5 separate regions of the Homo sapiens genome follow, and regions 1, 3, 4 and 5 are each linked to region 2. The links are chromatin contacts, found by Hi-C or POLR2A ChIA-PET in ENCODE. All regions are on one chromosome and are shown on one strand. The core of a region is the stretch at or near the end of the contact, and the rest is flanking DNA. Distances in the headings are between cores, read along the strand shown.

The links. Hi-C counts contacts between places; a loop is a spot of excess contacts on that map. ChIA-PET counts read pairs that join two places held with the same protein, here RNA polymerase II (POLR2A). Pooled maps may share reads with other maps.
Region 1: a loop to region 2 is called in a pooled map, with 5 times the contacts of the local background. The contact joins the promoter of COLGALT1 here to the promoter of JUND in region 2. A Hi-C loop is called at or near these places in 2 of 50 pooled maps. POLR2A ChIA-PET finds 5 or more read pairs at or near these places in 2 of 52 experiments (MCF 10A and endothelial cell of umbilical vein).
Region 3: a pooled map shows a loop between it and region 2 (9-fold over the local background). The contact joins the promoter of COPE here to the promoter of JUND in region 2. A Hi-C loop is called at or near these places in 1 of 37 single-sample maps with no recorded cell type and 10 of 50 pooled maps. POLR2A ChIA-PET finds 5 or more read pairs at or near these places in 7 of 52 experiments (AG04450, CD4-positive, alpha-beta T cell, CD8-positive, alpha-beta T cell and 4 more).
Region 4: a loop to region 2 is called in a pooled map, with 5 times the contacts of the local background. The contact joins the promoter of SLC27A1 here to the promoter of JUND in region 2. A Hi-C loop is called at or near these places in 1 of 50 pooled maps. POLR2A ChIA-PET finds 5 or more read pairs at or near these places in 2 of 52 experiments (K562 and PC-3).
Region 5: a pooled map shows a loop between it and region 2 (6-fold over the local background). The contact joins the enhancer-like site here to the promoter of JUND in region 2. A Hi-C loop is called at or near these places in 6 of 50 pooled maps. POLR2A ChIA-PET finds 5 or more read pairs at or near these places in 7 of 52 experiments (AG04449, CD4-positive, alpha-beta memory T cell, Caco-2 and 4 more).

Annotation. Positions count from the first base shown.
Region 1 is chr19:17,554,397-17,557,096 of GRCh38, forward strand. COLGALT1 (collagen beta(1-O)galactosyltransferase 1) reads left to right here and starts at 1,253. Exons shown (of 12, transcript NM_024656.4): 1 at 1,253-1,577. The coding sequence starts at 1,318. It also overlaps a transcript of NIBAN3 not described here. RefSeq lists a silencer at 1,331-1,420.
Region 2 is chr19:18,280,318-18,283,017 of GRCh38, forward strand. It overlaps JUND (JunD proto-oncogene, AP-1 transcription factor subunit), which reads right to left and starts at 1,305. Exons shown (of 1, transcript NM_005354.6): 1 at 1-1,305. The coding sequence starts at 1,167. The coding sequence ends at 124. It overlaps MIR3188 (microRNA 3188), which reads left to right and starts at 1,760; the gene lies at 1,760-1,844. LOC124904652 (a long non-coding RNA gene) reads left to right here and starts at 1,775. Exons shown (of 2, transcript XR_007067154.1): 1 at 1,775-2,700. RefSeq lists silencers at 1-203, 784-1,783 and an enhancer at 439-1,290.
Region 3 is chr19:18,918,053-18,920,752 of GRCh38, forward strand. COPE (coat protein complex I subunit epsilon) reads right to left here and starts at 1,335. Exons shown (of 10, transcript NM_007263.4): 1 at 1,171-1,335. The coding sequence starts at 1,296. DDX49 (DEAD-box helicase 49) reads left to right here and starts at 1,663. Exons shown (of 13, transcript NM_019070.5): 1 at 1,663-1,804; 2 at 2,528-2,651. The coding sequence starts at 1,690. RefSeq lists enhancers at 1-435, 1,338-1,937 and a silencer at 1,068-1,257.
Region 4 is chr19:17,469,120-17,471,819 of GRCh38, forward strand. It overlaps SLC27A1 (solute carrier family 27 member 1), which reads left to right and starts at 1,405. Exons shown (of 12, transcript NM_198580.3): 1 at 1,405-1,588. The coding sequence starts at 1,422. RefSeq lists enhancers at 470-599, 2,021-2,522 and a silencer at 1,350-1,479.
Region 5 is chr19:17,738,030-17,740,729 of GRCh38, forward strand. The region is part of intron 3 of FCHO1-AS1 (FCHO1 antisense RNA 1); the gene reads right to left. Among named protein-coding and RNA genes, the nearest start is that of FCHO1-AS1, 12 kb to the right of the region's middle. RefSeq lists an enhancer at 834-1,334. Within about 2 kb of position 1,347, at least 5 of the 41 ENCODE cell types and tissues checked have a DNase peak (open chromatin) inside an H3K27ac peak, as active enhancers do.

The DNA of each region.
Region 1 (2,700 bases), core at 3-2,502, 730 kb before region 2:
TTGAGCCCAGGAGGTTGAGGCTGCAGTGAGCCATGATCATGTGATCATGCCACTGCACTCTAGCCTGAGCCACAGAGTAAGACCCTCTCTGTGAAAATAATAATAAGCTGGGCGCGGTGGCTCACGCCTGTAATCCCAGCACTTTGGGAGGCTGAGGTGGGCGGATCAGGAGGTCAGGAGTTCGAGACCAGCCTGGCCAATATGGTGAAACCCCATCTCTACTATAAACAAAAATTAGCCGGGCGTGGTGGCGCGTGCCTGTAGTCCCAGCTACTCAGGAGGCTGAAGCAGGAGAATCGCTTGAACCCGGGAGGCGGAGGTTGCAGTGAGCCGAGATCGCGCCACTGTACTCTAGCCGGGGCAATGGAGTGAGACGCTGTCTCAAAAAAAAAAAAAAAGAAAATAATAATAATAATAATAATAATGTTCAGATGTATTTTTTAAAGTTTTTATTGTTTTTAAAAATAGAGGCACGGTCTTGCTATGTTGCACCACTGCACTCCAGCCCGGGCAACAAAGCCAGACTCCGTCTCAAAAAAAAAAAAAAAAAAGTGTGATACTAAGTCAATCAATTTGAAAATGCGGCTCTAGAGTATTGGAAAACAATCCCTTGACAGCGTTTCCATGAAAACATGGCCCTTGTCTCTGGAAGAGCTTGTGCCCAGAACGGTCCATTATCATGCCCTGGCTCTATTTTCACGCCAACCCTATAGGGTCTCTATGATCTCATTTTATAGATGGACAGACTGAGGCTCACATATAGCAAGCCCAAGGCGGGGACTGAATGTGACGCCAGGTCTGTGGACGTCATGACCTTTATTCTCCACAACCCTCAATGACATCCCTGTGAGATCCAAAACCAGGATGGCAAAACCCACGTTGCAGCAGAGGAAACTGAGGCTAAGGTCTCTTGGGTCCCAAACCAGGTCCTAAGTAGCCAAGTCCGCCTGGTGGCACAGCCCGGGTTTTATACATGGGGAAATTGGGCGGCGCATCTGGCGGAGGTCTCAGTGGTAGGAGGCGCCTGGAGGAAGCGCGGGTTCCTAACCCTAACGCTACCCCTAACATCCCTTCCACGCGCTCCGAGCGCTATGTGCCTTTAAGATCGGTGCGGGGGCGGGGCGTCCTGGGTAGGGCTGCAGGTGACGTCACTCCGGGCCTTGGGACTCGGAGAGCGTCTGGAGGCGGGGCCTGGACTTCACGCCCGGCGCGCTCCTCCCCTTTAAGGCGCGCGGCCGGGCGGGGCCCCTATGACCCCTTTAAGGCGCGGCCAGAGTCCTCCCGCAGAAAAACGACTTAAAGGAGACGCGTGGCGCGATGGCGGCGGCCCCACGCGCGGGCCGGCGGCGCGGGCAGCCGCTCCTGGCGCTGCTGCTTCTGCTGCTGGCGCCACTGCCGCCGGGGGCCCCGCCGGGCGCCGACGCCTACTTCCCCGAGGAGCGCTGGAGCCCGGAGTCGCCCCTGCAGGCGCCGCGCGTGCTCATCGCGCTGTTGGCGCGAAACGCGGCCCACGCGTTGCCCACCACGCTGGGCGCACTCGAGCGGCTGCGGCACCCGCGGGAGCGCACGGCGCTATGGTGAGTCGAGCCCGCTGTCCCCATCAGGCGGGTCACGCGAGCCCCTGCTTGCTGTCCCCATAGGGGTGGGTCCACGCGAGCCCCTGCCCGCTGTCCTCTTCTGGGCGGGTCCGCGCGTGCTTCCTGCTCGCTACCCCCATCGGGACGGTTCTACGCATGCCCCTGCCCGCTGCCCCCATCGGGACGGGTCCACGCGTGCCCCCTGCCTGCTGTCCTCCCATGGGGCCAGACACAGCCCTCCCCACAACACAAGCGGGACCGAGTTCCTCCTGCTGGCTCCTTTGGGGTGGGCTGGGCACCGCTTCTGCCTGCTGGACCCTACTAGGGCAGCTCCGGCCTCACTAACTGGGGCTCTAACTCCCTCTGGGGCACGTACACCTCCAAAGGACGGAGCCCAGAGCCCCCACTGGGGCGTTGCCAGAGGCCACATCTAACAGCAAGCCTTTCTGTGCCGGCTGCTGCCCTTAAGCTTGAACTCAGCCTGGCTCCAGGCCCCAGTCAAACCCCTGCCCTCAGACCGGCGTGGGTGGAGTCCAGGACCAGATGGCCCAGGAGGAAGTGGATGCTTTCTTGGTAGGGAATGGGGCAGAGCTCTGAAGAAACCTTTGACTGGTGACTTCTCACTCCCTGCCTCAGTTTTCTCAAATGGAAAATGGGTCCGGGTGCAGTGGCTCACGCAGTAATCCTAGCAATTTGGGAGGCCAAGGTAAGCGGGTCACTTGAGCTCAGGAGTTCGACACCAGCCTTGCCAACATGGCAAAACCCCGTCTCTAGAAAAAAAATACAAAAATTAGCCAGGTGCGGTGGTGTGTGCCTGTAGTCCCAGCTATTCAGGAGGCTGACGCAGGAGAATCGCTTGAGCCCAGGAGTTCGAGGCTGCAGTGACCTATGATTGCACCACTGCACTCCAGCCTGGGCTACAGAGTAAGACCTGCCTCTAAAAAAAGAAAAAGAAAAGAAAATGAGCGTATTAATATAATTCTCTTTTTGGGTTTGTCTCTGAAGATTATCCAGTTAATGGATGTGGAGCCCTTGGGTCTGGCATGGGCTTGGCTCTCAGTGATTTTATTATCATGATTACTGTCATTGCTGGTGTTATTGTCAACTTAATTTATTGGGCAGA
Region 2 (2,700 bases), core at 55-2,554:
GGGCACACTCGGGGAGGGGGGGTCCCCAGGGCCGCACCCTCTCCAAGTCCGGGGCGCCCACGACACCCCCCCGCGAGCCCGCCCCTTGGGGAGGGTGGCCGCGCATGCGCCCCGCGCGCGGACTCAGTACGCGGGCACCTGGTGCTGGGGCAGCAGCTGGCAGCCGCTGTTGACGTGGCTGAGGACTTTCTGCTTGAGCTGCGCCACCTGCTCGCGCAGCAGGCTCGCCGTGGACGCCAGCTCCGTGTTCTGACTCTTGAGGGTCTTCACTTTCTCTTCCAGGCGCGAGATGCGCTCCAGCTTGCGCTTGCGGCACTTGGAGGCGGCGATGCGGTTGCGCAGCCGCTTGCGCTCCGCCTTGATGCGCTCCTGCGTGTCCATGTCGATGGGCGACAACGGCGGGCTCTCGCCGAAGCTCGGCACGTCGGGCACCGTCTGTGGCTCGTCCTTGAGCGCAGCCAGGCGCGGCGGCCCCAACGCGCCTGGGGGTGGCGGCGGCGGGAAGGGCACAGGTTCGGCAGCGAAGGCGACCGTCGCGGCGCCCCCCGCGCCCCCGGCGCCGCCCGCGTAGCTGCTCAGGTTCGCGTAGACAGGCGCTTCGGGCGCGGCCGCCGCCGGGGCCAGCTCGCCGGGGGGCGCGGAGCCCGTGGCCGTGCCCGAGGGCCCCCCGGCGGCGGCGGCGGCGGCGGCAGCGGCCGCGCCCGCGCCGAGCTGGTTCTGCTTGTGTAAATCCTCCAGGGCCTTGACGAAGCCCTCGGCGAACTCCTGCTCCTCGCTGGCCGCCACCTTGGGGTAGAGGAACTGTGAGCTCGTCGGCGTGGTGGTGACCAGCCCGTTGGACTGGATGATGAGGCGCTCGAGCTCGGGGGAGGCCAGCTTCAGCAGCCCCAGGTCGGGAGAGGCGAGCAGGCCGTCGGGGGGTGCCGCGCTGGGGGCGCCGTCGGCGCGCAGGGGGGTAGGAGGCGGCGCGGCCGCAGGCTTGAGCGCTGCCGCCACCTGCTCACTCAGGCTCAGCGTCAGCGCGTCCTTCTTCATCATGCTGCCGGCCGCGGCCGTCGGGGGCGCCCCGGGGAACAAGCGGCCCGGGGACGCGAAGCTGCCGCCGCTGCCACTGGCGCCGCCGCCCAGGCCGCTCAGCGCCTCATCGCCGTAGAAGGGTGTTTCCATCCTCCGCCTCCCCCGCCGCGCCGGCCCGGGGGGGAGTGGCCGCGGCCTCCCGGGGGGCCCGCGCCCCCCCGTCCGCTCGGCCCTGCGCCCGCCCCGGCCGCGGCCGCAGCGCCCGGCCCTCCACTGGCGGCGGCTCCTGCGCCGCGCCACTTGTGCGCCCTCTTATAGCCTCGGCTCGGCGCGATGAGCTCACCGCCCCCGTTCGCCATTGGGTGCGGGTGACGTCGCTCATTTGCATGGAGGGGCGGGGCCAAGCCGCCGACGCCCGCCCGGCCGCCGTTGCCCCGGCGACGCGCGGTAAACGCCACAACAGCGCGCTGCCTTGTGGGTTGACGTCATGGGGGCGGCCGCGCGCCCGGGCCGGGTCACCCCGCCCCGGGACCGCTGTGTACGACCGATCTCCCCGGCGCCGCCTCCGCCAAGGCACGTCCCGGGTGGCGTGATGGGCCCGGGCCACCAGGCGCCCGCCCGCCCCGAGGCCCCGCCCCGTGTCCGCGCGTGGGGCCCCGGCCGGGCGGGGGCGGGGGCGGGGGCGGTGCCGGCCTCCGGGGACTGGAGGGGGATGGGGTCCCGCATGGCTAAATAACTCCTTGGCGCCTCCTGCTCTGCTGTGCCGCCAGGGCCTCCCCTAGCGCGCCTTCTGGAGAGGCTTTGTGCGGATACGGGGCTGGAGGCCTGGTGGGGCTGTGTCCGGGGGCTCGCCGGGGGTGTGGGGAGGTCTGCGTTCCTCACCCTCCCTCCTTCCTTCCCTCCCTCCCTCCACCCCGCGTGTGATTGCTCAGGAAGAGACGGGAGGGGAGAGGAGGGTCGCCAGAAGTTGCTGAAAGCGCTTGGATCCTGATCATTTTCACTGAGTGCGTTCTAGAACCAGGAGTCCTACTTCCTGCCTTTACAGATGGGAAACTGGGCTCAGAGAGGTGGAGTGACCATCCCCCGAGAGTTAGCTAGGAGTCACAGCAGGGCCCGGGCTGTGACTAGGCCTGAGCTCTTGTCCACCCTTAGAACCCTAGAACCTGGGAGTCCAGGCCCCTGCGCAGCCCCTTCCTTCCGCCGCCCACGTTTTAACCCCAGGTCTGCCAGGGCTGTGATGTCCTGGGCGAGGGTGCCCAACTCCAGGGGCTGGGCTGATGAGGCAGGAATGCCGGGTATAATTATTACATGCTTGTTACCACTATCATGGCTGTTAGGGCTTAATGAGCCACTATTAAGACTGGCTGGGAAGGGGGTGTGAGGGAGGAGAGATGGACCCACCCCACCAATACTCACAAGGGATCCTTAGGACATCTGGATCTGACCTACAGCCTCTGCATGCACCCCTCCAGCTCCCCACCTCTGTCTGAATGGAGCCCACACCCTCCTTTCCCTGACCTCCTTCCCCTCACTCTCTCTGATCCTTGGCCTCCCAGTTGCAGGACTAATCGTACCTCTGGGCCTTTGCACGTGCTATGCTCTCTGCTTGGTACTCCCTTCCCCCAGTGCAAAGATGTGTCTTCAGGAAGTGCCCCACCCTCAGACTTTACTCCTTTATTGTAG
Region 3 (2,700 bases), core at 85-2,584, 640 kb after region 2:
GGTGGCGCGCGCCTGTAATCCCAGCTACTCGAGAGGCTGAGAAAGGAGAATTGCTTGAACCTGGGGGCGGAGGTTGCAGTGAGCCGAGATCACGCCACTGCACTCCAGCCTGGCAACAGCGCGAGTCTCCATCTCAAAAAAAAAAAAAAAAGAAAAGAAAAGAAAAGAAAAAAGAAAGATGTATGGGAACAGACACACAACTCTCCCTCCCAGATAAGCACAACGAAGAGACACAGAAGCAGTTCAAGCCTCTGATAAACTCTCCGACCCTGAATCCTTAAAAACTCTTAGTCTGTAAAAGAGTGTTACTCTGACCCAACTCCGCCAGAAGGCGCCTCTCAGGTTTGTTTTCTCTAAAATAAACCTGTCTTGACTGGCAAGCCACCTTTCGTGTTTCTTTCCTCTTTAATTCTTACAACTTTGTCACCCAGGCTGGAGTGCAGTGGCGCGATCTCGGTTCACTGCAACCTCGGCCTCCGGGTTGAAGCGATTCTCCTGTCTCAGCCTCCCGGTAGCTGAGATTACAAGTGCCCGCCACCACGCCCGGCTAATTTTTGGTAGACTCATGGTTTCTCCACGTTGCCCAAGCTGGTCTCGAACTCCTGGGCGCATGCGATCTGCCCGCCTCGGCCTCCCAAAGCGCCAGAATTACAGGCGTTTGAGCCACTGCGCTGGGAAACTGTGTTTATCATTCTGAGTCCAGCGGAATACAGTGCCCGTCCAAAAAAGTGCTCAATGAAGAATGAATGAATGAATGGGTAAGCTCTGGGAGAAATAACCAGGCTGGTTGGGCAGGGAAACGTCCTTCTCTGAACTTTAGGGTTCTCATCCGTAAAATGAGGATAAGCAACAGTCTCCATCTCACGGGAACTGAAGGTATGGCTGAACAAAATAGGCTTATTGTCACTACAGTGGCATAAACACCTCCCTTACTCAAAACACTTTCAAGGGCGCAGAGAGAACGCTGTACGAGTGAGCAGTACCGTAAACTGTTACTGCTCTGGGTTCTGTCACGGGACAGTGACTACTCCTCACTGAACTGTGGAAGAGGTGGCCCAAAAAACGCGAGAAGAAAAGAGAAAGTTTTTAGACGCAGAACGCGGCTCGCGGCCACCAGAAAGCGTCCTCCGCCTCCGCCCCCAGCGTCCCCGCGCCCCTGCGCGGCCGCACCTTCACCCGCTGCGCCTCGTTTATGCACTGCTGGTAGCTGCCGATGTAGAAGGCGTTCTTTACGTCGAACAGCTCGTCTACCTCCCCGGAGCCGCCGGAGGCCGGGCCGGGGGCCGGAGGCGCCATTTCGCTGTCTTCTCACCAGCTCCTCTTCCTGAAAGACACGTCAGCCGGAAGCAAGACACGGGCACGCTAGGAAATGTAGTTTACTTTTTCCGAGCGGCGGCGAAGTAAGCCAATGGGAAGCTCCACAATAATATGCAAGGGGGCGGAAGGCGTAAGTGCGTCACGGAGAGCATCTCGGGAATTGTAGTGTGTTTCTGCAAGCCAATGGGATCCGGGGAAACATGATAAGGATGCGGTCGAGGCTGGGAATAGGCTGAGGGAGCTGGAGAGGGTGGGACCACGCAGGAGGCAGATCCAATAAACAGGAAGATTTTTCTCGTGACGTCGTCGGCGCGCGCCGGAAGCGCGGATCACACGGGCCCCTACAAGGGGCCCCTACAAGCGGCCACAAGGATGGCAGGCTTCGCGGAGCTCGGGCTGTCATCGTGGCTCGTGGAACAATGTCGGCAGCTGGGTTTGAAGCAGCCCACGCCCGTGCAGCTCGGCTGCATCCCCGCCATCCTGGAGGGTGAGTATGGCCCAGGGCCTTCCCCAAGAGGCCTCTCCGCTCCTCTCGACTCCTTTCCCTTCTCGCAACCTTTGCTTATTCCGGTCCCACGAGGCGAGGGGCAACCTCGGGCGTTACAGGAGATCCGGGGTTCCGGAGGACGACTGGACAGTGTTGGCATTTAGGTTGCATGACTGACTCGCTTTGTGTTCGTACGCAAGTGATGTAATCTCTGAAATTTTCATAGTCTCAGCACAGGGAGGGTTTGATGGATGACTAGTCCGATAGTATCGCAAAATCCTGCAGACCTGGTACTGCTATCTTTATTTTACAAATAGAAGTTGAGGCTGTCAAAATTGCTGGTAGATCCAGGACTCCTTGGTCCTGTGATTGCTCCTCTAGGAGAAGGTCTTCTCTCTGCTCCTCTAGCCCAACCCAGTTTCGCCATTAAAGAGAGGCCCACAGGAAGCCTAAGATGTGATAAGTCAGGGATTAAATAAACAAATGAAGGGGTCAACAGGGAGCACAAGATGCATATGAGGGAAGGGAATTCTGGATTCCCCAAATTCACGTGCTCCTGGACGGAGTTAGAACGAGGTGGTAGGAAGCTGTGGGCATCTCGGGTCAAATGGATATGGGTTCCAGTCCAGCCTGCCACTCACTGGCAGTGTGTCCTGGGCAAGGTCTCTGAAACCCAGCTGTCCACACATGGAGGGTGTTGATGCTGCTTTGTCCCCAACCCAGGTCGAGACTGCTTGGGCTGTGCTAAGACAGGCAGTGGGAAGACAGCAGCGTTTGTCCTTCCCATCTTGCAGAAGCTGTCTGAGGATCCCTATGGCATCTTCTGCCTCGTCCTGACACCCACCAGGTAAGCCCCCAGCAGGCCTCCTGGGTATGGGTTAACCAGCTGTGCTCTC
Region 4 (2,700 bases), core at 155-2,654, 810 kb before region 2:
AGGATGGGGACCTGGCGTGTGGATTTTGTCCTCCCTGGGATCCTGGGGTGTGACGGTGAGACTTAACCGACAAGGCTTCGGGACATGGATTAAGAATTAGCTGTGTCCTTGAATCACACGTGTTAAGACCGCGGCGGTGTTTACAGTTAGAGACTTCTGAGGCCCCAATGGTGTGAGTTGAGCACTCCCCCGGGCCCTGGAACGTGTTTTTAAGACCGAAAGAGGCTTTGGGGCTTGGATTTAGGACAAGCTGGAGCAAGAATACAGCCCGCGCGGGCCGTGGGTGTGGACTGGGATATTTTTGGTCCCCCGGGGTAGAGATCCTGCACGCCAACTAGGGCTCGGGTCCTGATATCTTGCGAGCCACGCCCCAAGGCTGCAGGACACGTGTGTTTCCTAAAAGGAGAGGGGGTGGGGCAAGGCTTGGTTGTCATGGAGACAGCGGACGACCCTGGCGGGCCGTTCTAGCACCCATGTCTCTTTGGCCGTCGCCTCTCCGGTCCGGTTGCCTCTCTATGGTCGTGGCTTCTGGAAGACGGCCGGCCTCGGCTCTGCGGGCTGAGGGGCTTCGAAGTAGACAGGAGGGAAGAGGGGCGGGGCCTAGGTCCTAGGGGGGCCGGAGTGAAACCCAGGAGGTGGCGACCGAGCCAAAGCCTGAGGGCGGGGCCCGTGGCCAGGATAGAACCTGAGCCTGGGAACTTGGGCTAGGCCCGGAACTGGGGTGGGGCTTGAACGGATTGGGGAGGGCTCTAGTTTCGGGAGGGTGGGGCGTGTGCTTATTGCGGGGGGGTGGGGAGGCATATGTCTAACCTAGGGGGTGGGGCCTGGCTGAGAGGGGCGGGACTCGGGGAGAGGGCTTGTACCTGTGGGCTGGGCTAGAAGCATAACCTAAGGGCGGGGCCCAGTGAGTGGTGAAAAGGCCACGGGGTAGAGGCAGGACCAGGAGGAAAGGGGACAGGACGTGAAGGGTAATTCGGGGATCGAGGATAGAGGCTAGATGAAGGCATGTGGCGAGGCCTGACAGTGACCGACAAGGTGGACATGCTGGCTCTGGGGGCGGGGACTGTTGTAAGATTGGCAGGGAAGGATGGGCTCAAAAATATGGAATAGAGCGGACCCAGGGTCCGGGGGCGGAGCCTGGCCAGGACCTGGCCAATCCCAGGCCTGGGGCCCTGGTCTGGTTCCTAGTTAGCGGGCGGGTGTAAAAGCCTGGAAAGGGGCGATGCCTGGCCTGAGGAGTTGACCAATCCCAGGCCTGGGGGCGGAGTCTGACTCGGAGCGCGTTCCCGGACTCGCGGGGGGCGCAGAGCCGAGGCCTGGGGGCGCGGCTCGCTGTAGAGGCGGGGGCGGTCGTGGGGCGGAGCGGGTCGTGGGGCGGGGCTGGAGCGGCCCGCGGCCTCAGCTCTCTCTGCTTCCCCAGGATGCGGGCTCCGGGTGCGGGCGCGGCCTCGGTGGTCTCGCTGGCGCTGTTGTGGCTGCTGGGGCTGCCGTGGACCTGGAGCGCGGCAGCGGCGCTCGGCGTGTACGTGGGCAGCGGCGGCTGGCGCTTCCTGCGCATCGTCTGCAAGACCGCGAGGCGAGACCTCTTGTGAGTGTTGCCGGGATCCGTCCAGGGCTGGGGGCGGGGCTGAGGGCTCTGGGGGCGCACGGTGCAGGGCTGGGTTGCGGGGACGGCTTGGAGGGTCCGGAGAGCTGAGGGTGCTTTGTAGGTTGGGGGCGGGGCTGGGCCGAGGGCTGGGCGGGGGCGGGGCCTGAGAGGGTGACCAGTTGGGGGTCTCTGAGGGGGCTACAGGGGACACTTTAAGGATTTCTCGAGGAAGATGAGTAGCCTCTAAGGTGCTTCGGGCGTTGCAGGCTGCTTAGGAGATGATCTCAGGGGATTTGGGGGGCAATTTGGGGGTCTTTGGGCAACTGGTGGAAATTCCAGGGAGCTGGGGCTGACTGGAAATCCGTGGCGGTGTGGGGGTCTTTTTGGAGCCGTGATAACTGTGAGAGACTTCAGGGGGCTCTCCAGTAGGTCACCGGGGCTCACAGGGACGACCCAATAGATAGTCTCTGGGGGGTTGCCAAGACACTTTGGGTCTATCTAGGGCTTTCTCTGAGGGATGAGCGAGCTGCTCTATAAAGGACTTCCCGGGTTTCTGAAGGTGTGAGTTTCCTCGGGATCGTTTACAGCTGGGGCACTGTTTGAGATTTTGGGGTCTGTGTGGGACTTTGGGTTTGGGAGTTGTTCGGAGTGTGTCGGGAGGCTGCTGTGTATTCCAGGACTTGTTTGGGGGGTCTCTTCTGGAGACTGGGACACTGGATTCATGCTAGGGGGGCAGATTCTGGTGTCCTGTGCAAGGATCCTTGGAGGGTTTTTGCGGTGTCTCTGAGGGACTTGCTCAAACGAGCCGTTGGGGGTCCTTCTGGGATGAAACAGGCATTGCTGGGGGCTTCTATCAGAGCAGACCTCAGGAACAGCACCACGTGGGAGCAGGTGAGCGCCGGCTAGCGGGGCAGGGCTCAACACCTTCACAGCTCCTTGTAAGATGGAGTAGCAAGAGGGACTGAACCCATTGTAAGGAGGGCACAGAGGGTGTGGAGATGGGAAAGATCCCACCGTAAGTTGACTGGTTCTGAACTTTCTAAAACTCACCCCTTCTGCATGCCATGGCCCCCTGCCCCCGGCTCCTTGGTTGTTCTGATGTGGAAATCTGA
Region 5 (2,700 bases), core at 97-2,596, 540 kb before region 2:
ATGGGGACTATGCTGGGCGTGGTGACTCATGCCTGTAATCCCAGCACTTTGGGAGGCCCAGGCAGACGGATCACCTGAGGTCAGGAGTTCGAGCCTGGCCAACATGGTGAAACCGTCTCTACTAAAAATACAAAAGAAACTAACGGGGCATGGTGGTGCGCACCTGTAATCCCAGCTACTCAGGAGGCTGAGGCAGGGAGAGTTGCTTGAACCCAGGAAGTAGAGATTGCAGTGAGCTGAGATCCCACCGTCACTGAGATCCAGCCTGGGTGACAGAGCGAGGCTCCATCTCAAAAAAAAAAAAAGGAATGGGGACCAAATTAAAAAGAGAAAGCTGGGTGTGGTGTCTCATGCCCAGGAATTGGAGACTAGCCTGGGCAACATAGTGAGACCCCGTCTACAAAAGATACAAAAATTAGCTGTGTGTTGTAACATACGCCTGTAGTCCCAGCTACTTGGGAGGCTGGGGTGGGAAGATCACTTGAGCTTCCGGAGGTTGAGGCTACAGATAGCTGTGATTTCGCCATTGCACTCTAGCCTGGGCAACAGAGCAAGACCCTGTCTCAAAAAATAAAAGGGGGAGGGCGGTGCCTTGTTTACTGCAGTGTGGACTTGAGCACCAAAAACACATCATCGCCCCTGCACGTGATGCAGTCATATCACCCCCATTGCATTTCCGTATCTCTCCCATGATAACCCTCTGCCTATGAAACCTGCCCCCAAGCTCCAGCTTGAAGAGACAGATTTGAACTTCGCCTACTGTCTCCTTGCCAGTTGACTCTCAAAAAAGCTTTTTAGGCCAGGTGCAGTGGCTCATGCCTGTAATCCCAGCACTTTGGGAGGCCGAGGCAGACGCATCACTTGAGGTCAGGAGTTCAAGATCAGCCTGGCCAACATGGAGAAACCCCATCTCTACTAAAAATACAAAAATTAGCCAGGTGTGCTGGTGCACGTCTTGTAATCCCAGCTACTCTGTGGCAGAAGAATTGCTTGAACCTGGGAGGCAGAGGTTGCAGTAAGCTGAGATCGCACCACTGCACTCCAGCCTGGGCAACAGAGCAAGATTCTGTCTCAAAACAAAATAAAAACAAAAACTGTTGGAAGTTCCTCCCACTGGGCAAACAGTGTCAGGTGGGCGAGTGAAACACAAAGAAGCAACAGCCCATGGTGTGAGGTGTGGGGAGGTGGCACGCGCACCCCGAGGGCTCAGAGGAAGCCTTTTAGCGCTGCCGCCTTGGGGGTTAAAGGAGGCTTCCCAAGGATGCAAAAGGGTGAGCCTTATTAGGGAAGGGGAAGGGTGCTCCTGGAGGAGGGACCGGCAGAGGCAAAGGCCTGGTTTGCTGGAGGAACTGAGAGAAGGGTGACATTGACGCCCCCGCAAAGGGGGAAGAGTGTGGGAGGCAGCTGCCTGGAGGCCTCACTGAGCAGCTGGGACCAAATCCCATGGGGCCCTGGGGGAGGGGAGACGCAGGGGAAGCGGGCTTAAAGTGGACTTGGGAGAGGCCCGCCAGTGGAAGAGGGGTGGGGGTGGGGGTGCCAGGTCCTGGTGGGGCGTGGCCAGAGCTCATTTCTGGGAAGATGTCAGCTCTTCCCAGAGAGAGGCAGTGATGGGGCAGGGCGTGGTGGAGCCCTGCCTGGTATGGTACCTCCTCCAGGTAGCCCTCCTTGCTACCTCTTAGTCCACTGCCTGGACCCTTCCTGACTCCCTCTCTTAAAAGTGTCCTGGCCAGGCATGGTGGCTTACGCCTGTCATCCCAGCACTTTGGGAAGCTGAGGCAGGCGGATCACCAGAAGTCGGGAGTTTGAGAACAGCCTGGCCAACATAGTCACACCCCGTCTCTACTAAAAATACAAAAATTAGGGCCGGATGCAGTGTCTCACTCCTGTCATCCTAGCGCTTTGGGAGGGTGAGGTGGGTGGCTCACCTGAGGTCAGGAGTTCGAGACCAGCCTGACCAACCTGGTTAGCGGGGCGTGGTGGCACACGCCTGTAATCCCAGCTACTCTGGAGCCTGAGGCAGGAGAATCACTTGAACCCGGGAGGCAGAGGTTGCAGTTACCCGAGATCGCGTCACTGCACTCCAGCCTGGGCGACAAAAGCAAAACTCCGTCTCAAAAAAAAAAAAAAAAAATTATTCGGGCGTGGTGGTGGGTGCCTGTAATCCCAGCTACTCGAGAGGATAAGGCAGGAGAATCGCTTGAACCTGGGAGGTGAAGGTTGCAGTGAGCTGAGATGGCCTGGGCAACAAAGTGAGACTGTCTCAAAATAAATAAATAAGGCCGGGCGCAGCGGCTCAACGCCTGTAATCTTAGCACTTTGGGAACACCTGAGGTCAGGAGTTTGAGACCAGCCTGGCCAACATGGTGAAACCCCGTCTCTACTAAAAATACAAAAACTAGCTGGACGTGGTGGCGGGCGCTTGTAATGCCAGCTACTCAGGGGACTGAGGCAGGAGAATCACTTGAACTCGGGAGATGGAGGTTGCAGTGAGCCGAGATCGCACCATTGCACTCCAGGCTGGGGGACAAAAGCGAGACTTCATCTCAAAATAAATAAATAAATAAATAAATAAATAAATAAATAAATAAATAAAGTGTCGTCCTGTCCACCAGCACATCTTCCTGTTGTATTTCCTTTTAATCCATAGCCCTAGCAGACTCTTACTTGTTTATATGTTTATATGTCAATATGTTTATATTG